Linked DNA regions of Homo sapiens: region 2 is linked to region 1. A link is an interaction called in ENCODE POLR2A ChIA-PET data of the cell type or tissue named here. Cell type or tissue: MCF 10A. All regions are shown on one strand. Each heading gives the region's core, and the rest is flanking DNA. Links, peaks and the distances in the headings are about the cores only. Region 1 has its middle 10 kb from the start of LINC02204. Region 2 has its middle 20 kb from the start of DRAIC.

What was found. Peaks named below come from ENCODE experiments on the same cell type or tissue, not always from the same donor. Only the 100,000 strongest peaks of a DNase experiment are listed, where the experiment ranks them.
Region 2: POLR2A ChIA-PET joins it to region 1 with 5 read pairs; 2 of 35 experiments call an interaction of 5 or more read pairs at or near these places.

The regions. Positions count from the first base shown.
Region 1 is chr15:70,591,961-70,601,229 of GRCh38, reverse strand. No RefSeq gene overlaps it. Among named protein-coding and RNA genes, the nearest start is that of LINC02204, 10 kb to the right of the region's middle. In MCF 10A, for the core only: no CTCF peak of the experiment used is centred there; DNase peaks (open chromatin) are centred at 3,819 and 4,639.
Region 2 is chr15:69,536,884-69,546,152 of GRCh38, reverse strand. No RefSeq gene overlaps it. Among named protein-coding and RNA genes, the nearest start is that of DRAIC, 20 kb to the left of the region's middle. In MCF 10A, for the core only: no CTCF peak of the experiment used is centred there; no DNase peak of the experiment used is centred there.

The sequences.
Region 1 (9,269 bases), core at 519-8,518:
TCAGGGCTCATTCTTGGTGCTGTACATTCTCTGGGGTTTGACAAATAGATAATGACATGTATCCACCATTATAGCATCATATAGGATAGTTCACCATCCTCAAAATCCTTCGTGCTCTGTCTAGTCATCCTTCCTTCCCTTCTTACCCTCCTAACAACCACTGATCATTTTACTGTCTCCATGGTTTTGCCTTCTCCAGAATGTCATCTATAAAATCATGCAGTCTGTAGCCTTTTCAGATTGACTTTTCTCACTTAGTAACATGCACTAGGCTGGGGGTGGTGGCTCACGCCTCTAATCCCAGCAGTTTGGGAGGCCGAGGTGCATGGATCACCTGAGGTCAGGAGTTTGAGACCAGTGTGGCTAACATGGTGAAACCTCGTCTCTACTAAAAATACAAAAATTAGCTGGGCGTGGTGGTGGGCACCTGTAATCCCAGCTACTTAGAAGGCTGAGGCAGGAGAATTACTTGAACCTAGGAGGTGGAGGTTGCAGTGAGCCGAGATTGTGCCACTGCACTCCAGGCTGGGTGACAAGAGCAAAACTCCATCTCGAAAATATATATATATATGTGTGTGTGTGTGTGTGTGTGTGTGTGTGTGTGTGTATGAACTTAAGGCCACTCCATGTACTTTTCAAGTAAAAAGTTCACTTTTTAAAGCACTAAATTATAGTCCATTGTCTGGATGTGCCAGTTTATTTATCCATTCACCTACTGAAGGACATCTTGGTTGCTTCTAAGAGTTTTGACAATTATGAATAAAGCTGCTATAAACATCTGTGTTTTCATGTGCACATAAAATTTCAATTCATTTGAATAAATGCCAAGGACTACGACTGATGGATCATATAGTAAGGGTATGTTTAGTTTTATAAGAAACTGCAACAGTATTCCAAAGTGGCTTTACTAATTTGCATTCCAACCAGCAATGAATGGGAGTTCCTGTTGCTCCATATCCTCATCAGCATTCAGTGGTGTCAGTGTTGCAGATTTTTGCCATTCTAATACATGTGTAGTGGCATCTCACTGTTGTTTTAATTTGCAATTCCCTAATGACATATGATATGAACATCTTTTCATTTGCTTGTTTTTCATCTGTATGTCTTTTTTGGCAAAGTGTCTGTTCAGCTCTTTTGCCTAGTTTTTAACTGGATTGTTCATTTTCTGATTGTTGAGTTTTAAGATTTCTTTGTGTATTTTAGATAACAGTATTTTATCAGATCTGTCCTTTGCAAATATTTTCTCCCAGTTTGTGGCTGGTTTCCTTGTTCTCTTGACTGTGTCTTCTTTGGCAGAGCAGAAATTTTAATGAAGCCCAGCTCATCAATTATTTCTTTCATGGATTGTGCCTTTGGTATTATAACTAAAAAGTCATCATGAAACCCAAGGTTATCTGGATTTTTTCCTGTGTTATCTCCTGAGAGTTTTACAACTTTGCACCTTACATTTGGGTCTATGATCTACTTTGAGTTAATTTTTCTTAGGGATGGAAGCTCTGTGTCTACATTCATATTTCTGCATGTGGATACCCAGTTGTTCCAACACAATTTGTTGTAAAGACATATTTTCTTGATTGTATAGCTTCTTTGCTCCTTTGTCAAAGATCAGTTGACTGTATTTATGTGGATCTATTTTTCTATTTTGTCCCATTGATCTGTTTGTCTGTTATTTCATCAATACCACACTACTGCAATTACTGTAGCTTTATAGTAAGAATTGAAGTCAGTAAGTTTAAGTTCTCTCACTTTTGCTCTCCTCCAATACTGTATAGCTGTTCAGTCTTTTGCTTCTCCATATAAACTTTAGAATCAGTTTTGGGTCTTCAGTAGGTAGCTGAGGAACCAGGTGAAGTCTGTGGACTAGGAAGACTCAATGCTAAGAGCCAATGTAGGACAATTTGGTAGGGTCTGTGGGTGGAAGTGAGAAGCGGCACATGGAAGCAGAAAGATCAGGGGCTGAACATGACTGGCCAGGGCTGCAGTGGGAGGCCTGAGCCTAGCGGGTGGCTGGGGAGCTACTCTAATCCTACTCTTTCCTGCAGGGAAAGGCTACTCTAATCATTTTCTTCTCAGGTGGCCGGCATCTCTATCTGCTGGGCAAGGGTGCATGGCAGCCATAGGGTCTAAAGAGGAAAATGCTTTAGGGTGATCATGAGGCTGAGCTTGGAAATGCTGATTCTGAGGAGCCGCCAAGCTGGAGCTGAAGAAAGGCTCTGCAAACAGGTGAGGCCACAGGAGGGAAGATGGTGTCAGTACCTGGCTGGGTTTCCCTCTTTCCTGTCCCCCAGTCAAGCAGGGAGGTAACTGTGCACTTCAATGCCTCCTGGGAGCTACGTGGCCAGGTGGGAAAAAGAAATCTCTATAAGGCTTCTGCTATGCAAAGCCAAGTCTGCAGAAGGTCAGAGGGCCTGAGGGGGAGGTGAAAGGAAGGGAGGTTGAGAGTCAAGTTGGTGTCTCAGGAGAAGAGGCTGGGAAGAATTCCTTGGCATTGGAGGCTGGTTATGAGAAAGGCTCTTGTGTCCTAGCCAGGCCTACTTCTGGGCAGTGTCGCACCCTGGGGAGGATTGACTTCAGGGTACATGGGATGCTAGGGAGTTCCAACCTTGCGGGTCCTAGCAGCGAAGGCTTCTAGATACATCTCAGAGGAAGTCTATGTGGGCAGATGACCAGAGCCTCCTCCCACCATGCCCAGTGCCTCAGGCCCCATGGGAGGAGGAAGTGAGACCCCAGTAATGGCTGGGGTTAAAACATCTTCCAGCTTGGCAGAAGGGAAGAGGGTGTATAGACTTAGCATTTAAGCTAAATTATGGAAAATAGGCACAGTAATCTTCCACCCAGGCTGGTAAATAAAATATTTCCTTTTTGCCCAAATTTGTCGACACAGATTCCTAGATATAAAAGTTATTGTAATATTAATTACTATTATAACCAATATTACCAATAACAAGTATTTTTTGTAATGCTTGATTTGTGGAAATTCTACACATGAATTATTTAATCTTTAAAATAACCGAGAGAGGCAGATATAGTATAAACCCATTTTACAGATGCGGAAACTGAGGCCAAGAGAGGTTAAGTTACTTGCCTGATGTCACACAGTTATTAATGCTGCAGCTGGAATTAAAATTCAGGCTTTAGAAATTACCATGTAATCTGGTCTCTCCTTCATATCAGCTCTAAGCACTGGCTGTAGGGATTTCAAAATGTGGAATATCCTCTTCATGTAAAATGCTTACCATCATGCCTGGCGCACACTGGCTCTTTAAAGGTTAGCATTATTTTTGTTACCATTTGTCAGAGTAGTCATTCCTCCCATTCTGTATTCTTTCTTTTTTCTTTTTTTATGAGACAGGGTCTTGCTCTGTCACCCAGGCTGGAGTGCAATGGCGCAATCTTGGCTCACTGTGATCTCTGCCTCCTGGGTTCAAGTGATTCTCATGCCTCAGCCTCCTGAGTAGCTGGGATTACAGGCGACCACCACCATGCTGGGCTAATTTTTGTATTTTTAGTAGAGACAGGTTTCACTGTGTTGGCCAGGCTAGTCTTAAACTCCTGACCTCAAGTGATCTGCCAGCCTGGGCTCCCAAAGTGCTGGAATTACAGGCATGAGCCACCGTGCCTGGTCCCATTCTGTATTCTTCCTTGCATATTAAAATAAAAAATAATTTAAACTACAATGAAATGGCCCTTTTCCGTGAAGCTTTTGTCTCAGCTGTGCCAAACAGCATCCGACTGCTGCCTGTCCAGCCCTTGAATGGTATGTGCTGAATCTCTGCAGATTCCTGCCCCTGTAGATGCCTTTCCTGGCCTCTGTCCAGCTGCTCATGGACTACGAGTGACTTGAGAGTGAGGACAGAATCCATGCTTCCCTGGGAGCGCTTGACACCACCTGGATATCCCGTTGAGGCTGAGGGCACCTGTGGGTGTCCCAGAGAGCACCCACTTGCTTTTGTGGGCAGGACTGCCTCTCTCCTCTCCCAGGGACACCAAGGCTGAACAGGCTCCAGCCAAGCAGTTCCTCTGGGGAAGATCAGTCCTTAGCAAAAGTGTCCTTCCTTTCCTTGTCAATATGTAGTCTGGGGGCAATGGCTGACCTCAAACCCCTAATTGATGGTTGCCTGGTCTCTCTGATTCTCTTTTCATCCTCATACCTTTGTGGCTAACATCTCATTCCTTTGCCTCAATATCTTCGGTATTGTGTAGAAGACAGACCATGGGCTTAAAATAAGTTCTGGATCTGAATCTTGGGCCCACTCATCGTAAGACATTTAACTTCTGAGAGCTGCAATTGTTCCATCTGCAAAATGTGGTAAGAATATTCTTTTCACAGGGTTGATGTAGAGGCACCTGGCTCAGTATCTGGTACATAGCAAAGGCACATACCTAATAGTCTTTTTTCTGTCTTCCTTTAATAATCATTCTGTGCTGCCAATTCTGGAAGTAAAAGGTTGAAGACACAATGCCTTACTCTAAAAGAATACATCTCTAGTTTTAAAGACTTCTGAAGGCTGAAGGTGCTCTGGGATCAATGGGCTTTTGGCTCCATTGCAGCCACCCCTCCCCCCCATACTAGTCTCACCCACTTTGTGAGTTGTTGATCATTGTGGCCAAAGAGCCATTACTCATACAGTTTAGCCAGTGTTTAAGAGCTCTGGTTCTGAGTCAGACAGACTGAGGTTCAAACTTCAGCCCTGCCTGGCTGGTGACATTGGGTGATTTATGTAACCACTTGTACTTCAGTTTCTTTATATTTTAAATGGGTATAATAATTGTGTTACCTCATAGTGCAGTTGTGGTGATGAAATGGGATAATGCACACAAAACATTTAGCATAATGCCTGGCATTCAGAAGTGCCCACTAAAAGTTAGCTATCATGATCACTATTACAAGATGTTCTGAAGAACTTTGTTATTTCTGCAATTTTAGTGCAGTTCCTGGGCTCCTCAAAGACAAGATAAAAGTCACTTGTCATCCACAGGGTCTGGTGTTAGTAAAGCTGAGGGAGGCATGAAAGCAATGCGATAAAGTCACTGCGGTGATTGTGGGACCTAGGTGGTGAAGATAATGTGAATCATGAATCCATCTGGGGACAACTATGCCCAATCCAAAAATGTTTCCAGACTTTGTTTCAGGGAGTTTGGTGAATTGGACACATTGAATTATATCCTAGAAGAAGAAAACAGTTAAGAAAAAAAGACAACTGGATAAATGGTTTTGAACAAAAAAAAAGATTTTAAATGAAGAGCTGAGCAGATAAGAAAATAATGAATGCACAGAAACAAAAGAAAAAGAAGACAAATAACAACGACAGTCATAACAATAACAGGGAAGGCAGATAAGTAAGCTAGCAGAAAAGCCAGTTCACCTTGAAGGTATATGCCAAAAACAATGGCCTTGAACTTCAGTTTTTGAAAGCTGGGTATGGTATGGGAGGTAAAATGTTAATTCCACTCAGGCTGATAAATCTAATAGAGACCCTCACATAGAGCTGGGACTCAAAAGGGCTGTGTCTCTAATGTAAAGGTAAATGTCTAATGTCCAGGAAGGAGGGGACAGCAGGCACACTTGCCCTTGCCTGACAAGACTGGACACTGGGTGGAAAGAAAAAGTATTCTTTGTGAAATTATAATTGCAGGCTGGCCCTGTAGGTCTGCAGCCCAAATTCATTCTGCTTATATGGTCTGAAATACCTTAAACAGAGAATTGAATTTAAAGCAGTCTTAGGTTTGAATTGCTGGCAGAAGCAAATGTAAAGTATCCAGAGGAACACAACTTCAACCCTAGGCTCAAAGAATCCCCACAGATAAAATTCCAATGAATTTCTGCTCACAGTCAAAAATCAAAAAATAGGCATGAAAAATTACACCATGAGCAAGAGCCAGCAGAAAAAACAGACAGCAGAATTAGTCCAGAAAAGACTTTCATATCAGAATTAATGGATACAGAGTATTAAGGAAGTATGTTTAATACATTTATAGAAATGAAAGAGATACTTGAAAATAAGCGAAGAAAGAGATAAAAGAACATAAGTACTTTGAAAAGGGAAAAAAGAAAATAGAATATCAAAGGAAGAACCAAGATGAATTATAAAAGAACCAAATAAAACTTTCAGGAATAAGAAACAGCAATTGAAATCTAAAATTTGAGTAGATGGGTGATATACTAGAAGCAGCTGAAGAGAGAATTATGAACTAGATGATAGATCCGAAGTAATTACCTAGAATGTATCCCAGAGAGAAAAGACAACAGAAAGTATGAAAGGAAAGTTAAGCAACATGGAAGATGAGTAATCTCTAATCAGAGTTTCAGAAGAGAAGATAGAAAAATCATAGCTGAGAATTCTCCAGAATTGTTGAAAGACAGTAAACTTTAGAACTAGGATGCTCTGAATTTCAAGCAGGATAAGAAATTTACCCCTAGACATATCATTGGAAAAATGCAGAACACCAAAGACAAAGAAAAGATTACAAAAGCAGCCAGAAAAAGATGAATTACCTACAAAACAATTACCCTTGCAAGGGGAATAAAAACCAGAAGATAATAGAAAAATTGTTGAAAGAAAATAACAGTCTAAAATACAGTTTTATACACAATACTGAGTATACAATAGTCAGCAAAAATATCTTTTAAATGGGAGGCCAAAATAAAGTCATTTTTAGACAAAAAAATGAAGAAGTTGAAACCAGCAAATCTTCACTTAAGGAAATTCTAAAATAATATACTTCCTATAGAAGGAATGTGATCTCAGACGTGATCCCAGATCTCAGATATGATATACAAAGAGGAATTAAGAGGCAAGAAATTGGTGAACATGTATGGTCATATCTAAATATGCAATGATTGTATAAAATAAGACATAATGTCTATTTTTTGGCTAAAGGAAAAATAGGATAAAAAGTAGATCCCAGTAACTTGCAAGTTGGGAGGTGTAATCAGAGTTAAGTATTTAAAAATCCATGAATTTTTCAGAAAAGGGGTAAGGATACTAATTAGCTTTAGACACTATTAAACATACTTGTTGAACTTTCTAGGGTAGCTACTATAATAACAGAGGTAAAAAATTGAGTGAGAAAAACAAATCAATCACCCTCCCTCCACCAAAAAAATGACAAGGAAAGAGAAACCAAATAAGAAAAAGAGAAAAAAATGGGACAAATGTGTACAGTACAAAATAAGATAACAAAAATAAATCAAAATATGCCAACAGTCACAATAAATGTAAAGTAACTAAAATTTCTGGTAAAAGACAAGGATTTTTGGAGTTATTTTTTAAATAAGCAAAATTCAGTTTATATGCTTTTTACAAGAGACATAACTAAAATATAAGCATACATAAAAGCTGAATGTAAAAGGCTAGAAAGATATATACCAGGCAAATACTAAGCCAAAGAACATAAATGATGTGGTGATATTAATAGAAGAAAAATAGTATTTAAGGAAAAAAGGATAACTTCAGACTTACAGTTCCATTACATAATGATAGGACATTCTTCACTAGGAAGATGTAACAATTCTAAACCAAAATAAACCTAATAAAAATAACATTAAAATATGTAAAGCAAAAATTGCCAGAACTATAAGAAAAAACTTACAAATTCACAGTCAAAATAGATTTTAATTTTCTTCTCTTATTAATCTGTGCGATTAAAAAATTAACAAAAATTTAGAGTATTTGAACAACACAAAGATGAAGTTTGCCCTAATAGACTTTTACACACAAATAGAGAACACATTCTTTTCTTTTTTGTTTTTTAAGTTCAGGGTACATGTGCAGGTTTGTGTATTTAGTCTGTTTTCATGCTGCTGATAAAGACATACCCAAGACTGGGCAATCTACAAAAGAAAGAGGTTTAATGGGACTTACAGTTTCACATGGCTGGGGAGGCCTCACAATCATGGTGGAAGGCAAGGAGGAGCAAGCTGCATCTTACATGAATAGCAGCAGGCAAAAAGAGAGCTTGTGTAGGGAAACTTCCGTTTTTAAAACCATCAGCTCTCGTGAGACTTATTCACTATCACGAGAACAGAGCAGGAAAGACCCGCCCATATAATTCAATCACCTCACACTGGGTTCCTCCCACAACACATGGGAATTGTGGGAGTTACAATTCAACAAGAGATTTGGTTGGGGACGCAAACCATATCATTCTGCCCCTGGCTTCTCCTAAATCTCAAGTCCTCACATTTCAAAACCAGTCATGCCTTCCCAACAGTCCCCCAGAGTCTTAACTCATTTCAGCATTAATTCAGAAGTCCACAGTCCAATGTCTCATCTGAGACAAGGCAAGTCCCTTCCACCTATGAGCCTGTAAAATCAAAAGCAAATTAGTTACTTCCTAGATACAATGGGAGTACAGGCATTGGGTAAATACAACCATTCCAAATGGGAGAAATCGGCCAAACCAAAGGGACTACAGGCCCCATGCAAGTCCAAAATCCAGCAGGGCAGTCAAATCTTAAAGCTCCAGAATGATCTCCTTTGACTCCATGTCTAACATCCAGGTCATGCTGATGCAAAAGGTGGGTTCCTATGGTCTTGGGCAGCTCCACTCCTGTGGCTTTGCAGGGTAACGCCTCCCTCCTGGCTGCTTTCACAGGCTGGCATTGAGTGTCTGTGGCTTTTTCAAGCCCATGGTGCAGGCTATCAGTGGATCTACCATTCTGGGGTCTGGAGGACGGTGGACCTCTTATCACAGCTCCACTAGGTGGTGCCCCAGTAGGGACTGTGTGTGGGGGCTCCAACCCCACATTTCCCTTCTGTATTGACCTAGCAGAGGTTCTCCATGAGGGCCCTGCCCCTACAGTAAACTTCCACTTGGACATCCAGGCGTTTCTATACATCCTCTGAAATCTAGGTGGAGGTTCCCAAACCTCAATTGTTGACTTCTGTGCACCCACAGGCTCAACACCACGTGGAAGCTGCCAAGGCTTGGGACTTGCACCCTCTGAAGCCATGGCCCAAGCTGTACCTTGGATCCTTTTAGTCACAGCTGGAGTGGCTGGGATGCAGGGCACCAAGTCCCTAGGCTGCACACAGCACCAGGACCCTGGGCCCGGCTCATGAAACCATGTTTTCTTTCTAAGCCTCCATGCCTGTGATGGGAGGGGCTGTTGTGAAGACCTCTGACATGCCCTGGAAACATTTTCCCCATTGTTTTGGGGATTAACATTCGGCTCCTCATTACTCATGCAAATTTCTGCAGCAGGCTTGAATTTCTCCTCAGAAAATGGGATTTTCTTTTCTATCACATTGTCAGGCTTCAAATTT
Region 2 (9,269 bases), core at 917-8,916, 1.1 Mb after region 1:
GTAGGTATAGAGTAGGTGTATATATTTATGGGGTACATGAGATATTTTGACACAGGCATACAATGGATAATAATCACGTCGGCCGGGCACAGTGGCTCACACCTGTAATCCCAGCACTTTGGGAGGCCGAGGCGGGTGAATCACGAGGTCAGGAGTTCGAGACCAGCGTGGCCAATATGGTGAAACCCCGTCTCTACTAAAAATACAAAAATTAGTTGGGCGTAGTGGTGCATGCCTGTAGTCCCAGCTACTTGGGAGGCTGAGGCAGAAGAATCGCTTGAACCTAGGAGTCAGAGGGTGCAGTGAGCCGAGATCGTGCCACTGCACTCCAGCCTGGGCAACAGAGCGAGACTCCATCTCAAAAAAAAAAAAAGAAGACTATAGATAATATAGATAATAATCACATCAGGGTAAATGGGGTATCCATTACCTCAAGCATTTCTCCTTTCTTTGTGTTACAAACAATCCAGTTATATTCTTTTTGTTATTTTTTCTTTTTGATATTTTCTTTTCTCAGCATTTGAAAGGAATCCTTTATTTTTAAATGTTCAATTAATTATAGTTAACTGTAGTCACCCTGTTGTGCTATCAAACACTACTTATCTTATCCTTTTTGTGATTGAATAATATTCGCTCGTATGGATAGACCATATTTTGTTTACCCACCCATCCACCGACGGACACTCGGGCTGTTTCCACCTTTGGCTATTGTGAATGAAGCTGTTATGCACATTAATGTAAAGTATTTGTTTGAGGGGTCACAGGATGATTCTATGTTCAATGAGGAAGTGCTGAGGAATATGTGAGGCACATGGATGGAAGGATGGGTGGAGGGCACAGGAGGATGGGAGAAAGAACAGAAACTTGAGGTTCAGAGGGACCAGTCAGAGTCCCCACCTGGTCCCTTACTGTGGCTTTGGATCTGCGACTTGACCTTCTGTGTCTGTCTGTTCATGAACAGAGTGGAGATAATCCCTCCATCTCCTAGGGGTGAGGTGAGGATGACACATGTGACAAGGTGGAGGAAGGTCAGCGCCTTCACAGCTGGCACAGAACCCCTCTTAGGGGTAGATCTGCCTTGGTTTGAGGTGATGTCTGAGCAAATGCTTCTAATAGAAGCAGGTGTGTCACATATAGTTGTGTGGGTTACTTTCTGGACTGGACAAGGACACCAGTTCAAGAGGGAAACTAGGGGCTGAAACCTAGCCTGCTCTACACTCACCCAGCCATGTGACCTGGCACAGGGCTGAGCCATCCCTCGCCAACTCCCACACAGCAGTGAATGTCGAGTTTCTGAGTCAAATCTGACCCCCTGGCTCCCCAGTATTCTATGGCTCCCCATTGCCCTAGGATAAAGTTCGAACTCTTCTGTGTGCCTTACAAGGCCTGCAGATCCAACCCCTCCCTGCCTCTATAGCTCCCACTCAAGCCACCTACTCCTTGAACCTACTTCTCCCACTCTCCTGAATTTCTTGAAATCCTCTTTCTCACTTCACTTTTCAGATGTGGAAACTGAAGTTCTACCAAGGTAAATGCCTTGCTCAAGGTCACACTGCTGGCAAAAAGCACAGCCAGGTTAGAACCCATATTCAGTAAACCCAAAGTCCACACTCTTTTGGCTACAGGGTTAGAGTGCAGAGAGCACTGTGGGTCAGGAGCCCAGGGATGTCATACCAGCTCTGCACTTGCTAGCGGGATGACCTTGGGCAAGTCACTTCGGTAAGATTCTTGGTCCTGCCCCATACTAGCTTTGTTATCACAAAGCACTATACAATCCGAGGAGCATTAGGGGGTGTTGCAATGGGAGGATATTACTGCTATTATATGGGAGTTGGCTATTCTTGTCTCTTCTGCCTTCAGTGGGAACTCTGTTGTGCCTTGTGAATAAAACCTGTAGAGGAAGCACAACTTGAAATGGAAAAATGTCTGGCCAGACCAGCTCAATTTCCAACGGCCTGGGACATTAAAGTAGTCAGGTACCTGGAGATTGCTAAAGCACTCTGAACAGACATCCAACTCCAGCACTTCATTTCCTTAACAAAGATTGGAATGAACAGAGAAATGACACTGCAGGAATCTATTTTACAGACAAAGATTAGGAAAATAAGAGAAAATGAATTTCCATCACTTCTATCTGCAGATTGAAGCTCTTCAATTGCCTGGCCAAATGTCACTGCACTTATGTCAGCATATCATGCTACCAGTCCAGAGGACAGGAATCAGCTCACACCAGGGGGCCCCAGCCTCTTGCTGGCCCCAGCAAGGACTAGGGTACTCTGACTCACAATGGACAGCTCCCTGGGATTTGGGGTATGGGACAATCCTTTGGGAATTCTCTGGAAATGCTGTCTACTGGCCCAGACAATCATTTCCCAATAGCATTTAATGGAGTCTGACACCCTTCTAGGGCTTTATGCAGAGGTGAACCCATCACCTCCTTCCCACCACCCAGATGCAGAAGTGGCCAAATAAATAAGCAACTTTGCTACAGATTTCCATATTGATTCTCCAAACCACACACATGATCAAAACTTGTACAGGCACACCCTATGGCCCAGCAACTTCCCTCCCCCGTAATATTAGTTATCTCTTACTGCATAACAAACTGTCTCAAAATTTAGTGGATTAAAACAACAAACATCTATTATCTCCATTTCCATGGGTCAGGAATTTCGGGGCAGTCTTGCTGTTTGCTTCTGGCTCTCAGCTGGGCGCGGTGGCTCATGCCTGTAATCCCAGCACTTTGGGAGGCTGAGGCAGGCAGATCACAAGGTCAAGAGATCGAGACCATCCTGGCCAACATGGTGAAACCCTGTCTCTACTAAAAATACAAAAAATTTAGCTGGACGTGGTGGTCCCAGCTACTCGGGAGGCTGAGGCAGGAGAATGGCTTGAACCCAGGAGGCGGAGGTTGCAGTGTGCTGAGATCGCACCACTACACTCCAGCCTGGCAACAGAGCGAGATTCCATCTTAAATAAATAAATAAAAATAAAGAACATGGTGCTGTGCGAAAAAGATAAAATACAGAATGAGCTCTATAGCACCAGTCCATTGATATCAATTAAAGATACGCACAGGTAAAACAACAAAACACATTTTGTAGGAACACTTACAAACAAAATACATGTTAGAACAGTGATCTATGGGGGTGGAATAGGAATGGGAGAGGGCAATGGGGAATAAAGGAATAAGTAAACAAACATATAGGGTCTTATAGGAACCAGTAATTATGGGGTGTCACGGCCTGAGAAATAACTCAACACTCTGCACCTGAGACCCAAAAGAACCCTTGCACAAGGAAACAGACCACTTCCCTACACCTGGATCAGCTGGGGTAATGCCACCTACTACACAGCTCTCTTCAGGATGGTTGATTTGTTGTTGTTGAGGATGATGTTGTTTGTTTGGTTGGTTGGTTGGCTGGTTTTGCTCTGCATCCAAACCCCCATCTCCAACCCAATCTCGAGAATTCCAGACTGCATTCGCACCTGGGTATTGCACAAACTGAATTCATTACCTTCCTTCTAAATCAGCTCTTCTTCCGTAGGCTCTCTCAGGGAAGGGCTCCACCATCCACCCAGCCATCCCATCAGAAACTGCATTATCATCCATCCTTCCACCCTCTCGCTCTGCCCAGATCTGATAAGACACCCTGTAGATGCCAGTTCAAGCTCTTATCATCCCCTCTTTCTAGATAGGGCCTTCTTGTCTGCAGGTGGGAGTATAAAAGGTACTTGCCTTCATATCACTAAGACACCAAGGTGCAAGGAACAAACAAACAAATAGCTCACACTTGTTCAAGCAAAAACTAGCACACATGTCGCCAGGCCCTGCTTTCCATCTCCAGGCCCAGCTCTACTGTCTGCCCTGGGTAGGCGTCCCCTACCCACAGCTTGCAGACAGGTTCTCCTCGGGAGGGCATAAGCTGGAGGCAGAAACTCCTGGTCCTACATCTTCTCAGCTTCACGTCCTTCAGGGGAAAGTAAGACCTTCCCAAGCATCGTTGGCTCTCTTTGGGTCACGTGGCCATCCCTGAATCAACCACAATGGCCAAGGAAATGCTCTGATGGGCCAGGCCTGAGTTCATGTCACACCTCTGCACTGCGGTAGAGTCACCTCTCAGATGCACAAGGAATGGCAGTGGGGCAGGATGGAGTCCCCTCTATGGGAATCAGGACACAGTGACCAGATGAAGGGCCAATAGCACGTGGGCAGCTCCATGGTCAATGGCTACCACTATCTCACAGGGTGTCATGAGGATGCATTGAGATTACATGCTGGGCATATAAAATATTCTCAATAAAAGTCACTATTTACTATCACATTTAGGATTAAAAAAGAAAAGAAAAAAAGGCACTATTACCAGCACTTGCATCAACATCAGCGTCATTAACTTGCGGGTAAGTATTTTAGCATATTGATATTTTTTAAAATTAGAGGCCAGGCACGGTGGCTCACACCTGTAATCCCAGCACTTGGAGAGATCGAGGCAGGTGGATCACCTGAGGTCAGGAATTCAAGACCAGCCTGGCCAACACGGTGAAACCCTGTCTCTACTAAAAATACAAAAATTAGCCGGGCACAGTGGCGCATGCCTGTAATCCCAGCTACTTGGAAGGCTGAGGTAGCAGAATTGCTTGAACCCAGGAGGTGGTGGCTGCAGTGAGCCAAGATCATGCCATTGCACTCCAGCCTGGATGACAGAGCGAGACTCTGTCTCTAAATAAATACATAAAAACTAGAAATCCAAAAATTAGCAACACAAGCAAACGCAAGCCCTTATAATCCTTAAGCAGTTTTAGCAATAGTAGATAATGGCCAGTGAGTGCCACTCATGATTTTATTCTGCTTCCATAAATTAAAAAGCTTTTACATGTCACAATTTTCTCATGAGTACGTACATTATTTGTTGACAGACAGCATCTCAGTTTTAAATTTAAAACACTCTATTAGAGTTAATCAAAATCTTTAGGAGAAAAGACATATTCCAGTTTATCAGAATTCCTGCAGTTCTTCTGGTGGGTTCCACACACACAACTTGGGCCCAGGTTTTTACCCAGGGTCCTTGGCTCCGTCTTCAAGTCTTTTCTACCTCAAAGTGTTCTCACCTCCACTAAAACGTGAACTCCCAGAGGGCTGAGAGCCTGTCCACACTTCCCCGAGTCCCCCAAAGCTGCCTGTTAAGGGTGAAGTCTTCTGAGTTGGTTGTGTGGCTGTCTAGGGGTCTGGCTAGCCACTGTCTGGCCGTTCATCTGACTGACAGCACGGCCTGGATCCCAGTCATTGGCAGAATTCCCATCCGTCTACACAGCCCACATCCTCCCAGCCCCGCTGCCAGCCAGGGCTTAGGTCCCATCCATTAGAGGCTCCATTTGTGCCATTAACGGGAGCCCCGGCAACAGCTGCCGGCAGCAGGTGCAAGGCCAAACAGAGCCCGGCTCTGGAGAGAAATCTTTTGCTTGTTGGAACCAGCTGTAGGGACCATGAAGCAAAGTGGGAGGGGGCAGCTCTTTCTGAAAGCCAGCACAGAACAGGGAAAGTTTGGTCCTGGCCATTTTCATCTTTGAGTCCGTCAGTCTGACGGGCCAGCTGGTTGTCCACCCAGCTACACCAGTGCTGAATGCCCCTCCTCACAGGGACTAGATGGCCCACCTGCTCCTCACACTTCTAAGGAGCCCCTGCCCCATCTCCAAGTCCAAACTTGCCTCCTTCCCAGGGAGGGGAGGGGATAAATGAGGAGAAGAAAACGGACCACCAAGTAGAGCCTCCATCTGTGGAATAAATGCAGATTCTCAGGCCCTACTCCAGACCCCTGAATCAGAATCTGCAGTTTAACAGTCTCCAGGTGCACACTGAAGTCTGAGAAGCCCTGGTTTGGAGCATTCAGTTCATCATGCAACCATCTTTCCTGAGCCTTCACCACATGCCTGGCAGTGTTGTAGGCACCGGAGTCCTTCAGTGACAAAGGGGAGAAAATATTCCACTTCTTGTGGAGCTTACTGTCCGGTGGACAGAAACAGACAACAAATAAGATAAATGCATAAAATAGATAGTATGCTAGTGGGTGATAACTGCTAAGGAGAAAAATTAAGCAGGGCAGAGGAGTAGAGAACATCAGCGTGGGCAAGAGGCAGCGGTGAATACAAGTCCCCCCGAGAGGCAGGAAAGGACCTGAAGGAAGTGAGGCTGAGCGGAGGCACAGAGCAGGGGACAGCAACAGTATGCCTGGGACTGAGGGGATTCCCGGGATATGGGACCTTCAGTGTTAAAACCAAGACACTCCCCAGGCAAACAGGGACAGCTGGTCACCCTACCATGAGGGTGAGGGTGGTAGATAAGGTCAGAAGAGGGGGACAGTGAACATCCTGCAGGGTCTCACCGTCTCACCACTCACAGCGTGCCCCCACCCCCCGCAACCCCACAGCACCCGGAGGCTTGTTAGAAATGCACATTCTCAGGCCCACCCCAGGGCTTCTGAATGGGAATCTGCATTTTTCAAGGTCCCCAGGAGATCTGGCTGTTCATTAGCTCCTTGCAGACCTTGGCGAGAACTTCGGCATTTACTCTGAGTGAGATGAAGGCGGTCGCAGATGATGCACTCTCACGTTTAACAGGCTGCTGGTTGGAAATAGACTGCGGGGAGGGAAGCACTAAGGAGAGGCCAGCAGTTGTCCAGGTCAGCAGTAACAGCAGCTGCTGGCCCAGGCCGGTCACCATAGAGCTGGTGGAAGGGGTCGAGTTCTAGGTATATTTTTGAAGGAGAGACATCGCTGAGGGCTTAAGTAAGCAAAATACTGTCTACAAAAGCTTTCTCCTAACCTCACCTCCTTTGGGTTAATCACGTGCATTAATCCCCTTCCTTCCAACAACACTTTTGGGGGACCTGATTGTAGAAGTCCCTACACTAGAGGAATGAGATCGGCTCACGGGAGGCAGCACTGAGCCAGCCACTGCAGGACTATATGATGCTCTGTGATGAAGGGAACCCAAGCGGCTCTGAGAGGAAGAGTGTGAGGCAGGAGTTGGAATCCAGGGAAAGGTTCCCCTGAAAGACTTGCCCTCACATCAAAGCTAAATCTCAAAAAGCCCTAATTCCAAGGAGCTCCTGTAAGTACCAGAGGGCATGAGGGAGGGCAGCAGTCCCAAATGCAGGACCATGGGGGCCACTCTGGACATGGGTACAGTCACCTGCTGAGACCCGCCCCTCAAGGCTTCTCATTGCCCATAGGAACAAGTCCAGTCTCATAGCCTAAAGTCCAATTTCTCCTTCATTTAAGCCCAAACGTTATTTTTCAGTTTTATTTCCCAGCCCTCTTCTTTGTGACACCACCTGGGCCATGCTCACTCAGGCAAGCGGGCTCCTGCTCTGGACCCAGTCTATAAATAGCCCCATTCTGACCCCCCCTCTAGCCGTGCCCCTCACCTTGCAACAAGCATCTGTAGGGCTAAACCCAAAGTCTACTGACCCCCTCACCCGAAGACCATGCTCCAGTATCTGGGATTCACTGCTCAGCTGGACCCAGCCCCCTCCCAGAGCCCTCATCAACCTCCTCCCGGCTGGCCCTGCTGAGGGTGAACAGAGGGTTCCCATGCACACCCTGGCCAGCTGTTTACTGGAACTGTGTTCAGTGCTTGGATGTGGGCTGAGGTGTCCACACGGTGTGGATGCAGTCAGGGGTGGGAAGAGAAGGGATGCGCTGCAGCCTCTCTCTGCTCCATCTCATGCTGGTGCAAAATTCCAAGGATTCTGAAAATTCTAAATTGAAACCCACCTTCCAGGTCATTATGAAGGCACATGTGTCCAGATAAGCAGATAAACCTATGCTATTTAACAGATTGTTAGTGTGAGTTACGGCTTTTTAATATTGAGACATATGGTCTGTGGCCTCCATTTGTACTCTTACCCTGGGCCCCACAAATGTTCTGACCAGGCCTAAGGCACAACTCTGATCCTGTAGATCTTGGAATGCTCCTCCCCTCCCCTACTTGTTCTATCTGACCTGAAATATATTCAAGGGCCATATGGAGAGCATCTGTCATTTTTGCCTGAAATCAATCCTGTCCCCTTTCAGCTGGTGCCTGAGGCCTTCTCTTCTGGAAGAAATCTATCCCTTGTGGTTTGGATGGGGCTGAGCTCCTAGGGGCTAGTCCACTGGAACTATTAAATAAGATTATCCCTTTACAATGGAATGATAGGCAAGCACAGAGAGAAGAAGGCAGAACCAGGGGAGACAGCTCAAGGAATCCTTTGGGAGGCCCTGGACCCAGCCATGCCTGAACCTAGAATTACCTCTGGGCTTCACAATTACCTAAACCAATAAATGCCACTTTTAAAATTAAACTGGTTGCAACTGGATTTCTGTCACTGGCGACTGAAGAACCTTAATGCAAATTCTAATTCATAAAATCATAGGTGTCAGAGCCTGGAAAGGCCTTAGAAACCTTCTGATAAAGCTTCCACTGTTCCACGTGTGAAGAACCCGAGACTCAGAAAGGTGAAATGGTTTGTCCCAATTCACACCATAAATTAGGGTGAGAGCTGAGACTGGAATGCCAATCCTCACTCCTAAGCTGTGGCCCCACGCTCCCTCTCCAAGTCACCTTCCCGCGCCCTCCCACGCTAGAGCTGTACCCCTCCCTCCGTCAGCAGCAGTGTGAGGTCCCTGTTGCACACGTCCCTGTTTCTTGTCCTGTATTTGCATTATCAGTTCATCGCTTCCAGGAGATGTTGCACCCCAATTCAAGCAGCAAATCCCTTGAGGGAAGAATGCCAGCCACTGTCCCTCATCCTGGAGTCCCACTGGGCCTGGCTCCACACCTGGCTAATCACAGGGGCTGAAAGGTACTTGCTAATTTACCAGTCAAAGGCCTTGATGCCTGATTGGCTAAATCCAGCCTCCCTTCTATCAAGTGCGCCATCTCTGAGTTAATGTTTCTCCTAGGCAAGCCTTTTTTATCCAACAAGCTATTTCCCAGGCCATTAGGAGGAACTACAACCAGAGGCAGAAATGCTATGTTGCTTTTTTTCTCCATTTCCTTTTGTTTTCAATTTTCTGCTTGTGGAGTTGGTTCTTTTTTTTTTCCTCCCTTCTTTAACAGCCCAAGTTGCTAAATTGCACATCGCCAGCAACTCCTGTGAGTTTAGTCCTTAAGTGTTACATTTCTGTAACAGATACTCCATAAGCAGCACTTATCTTCAGGAGGGGCTGGTAAAGCACGCTAAAATTACATTTCCATTTCTGTTCCTATGTTTTTAAGCTGTTATTTT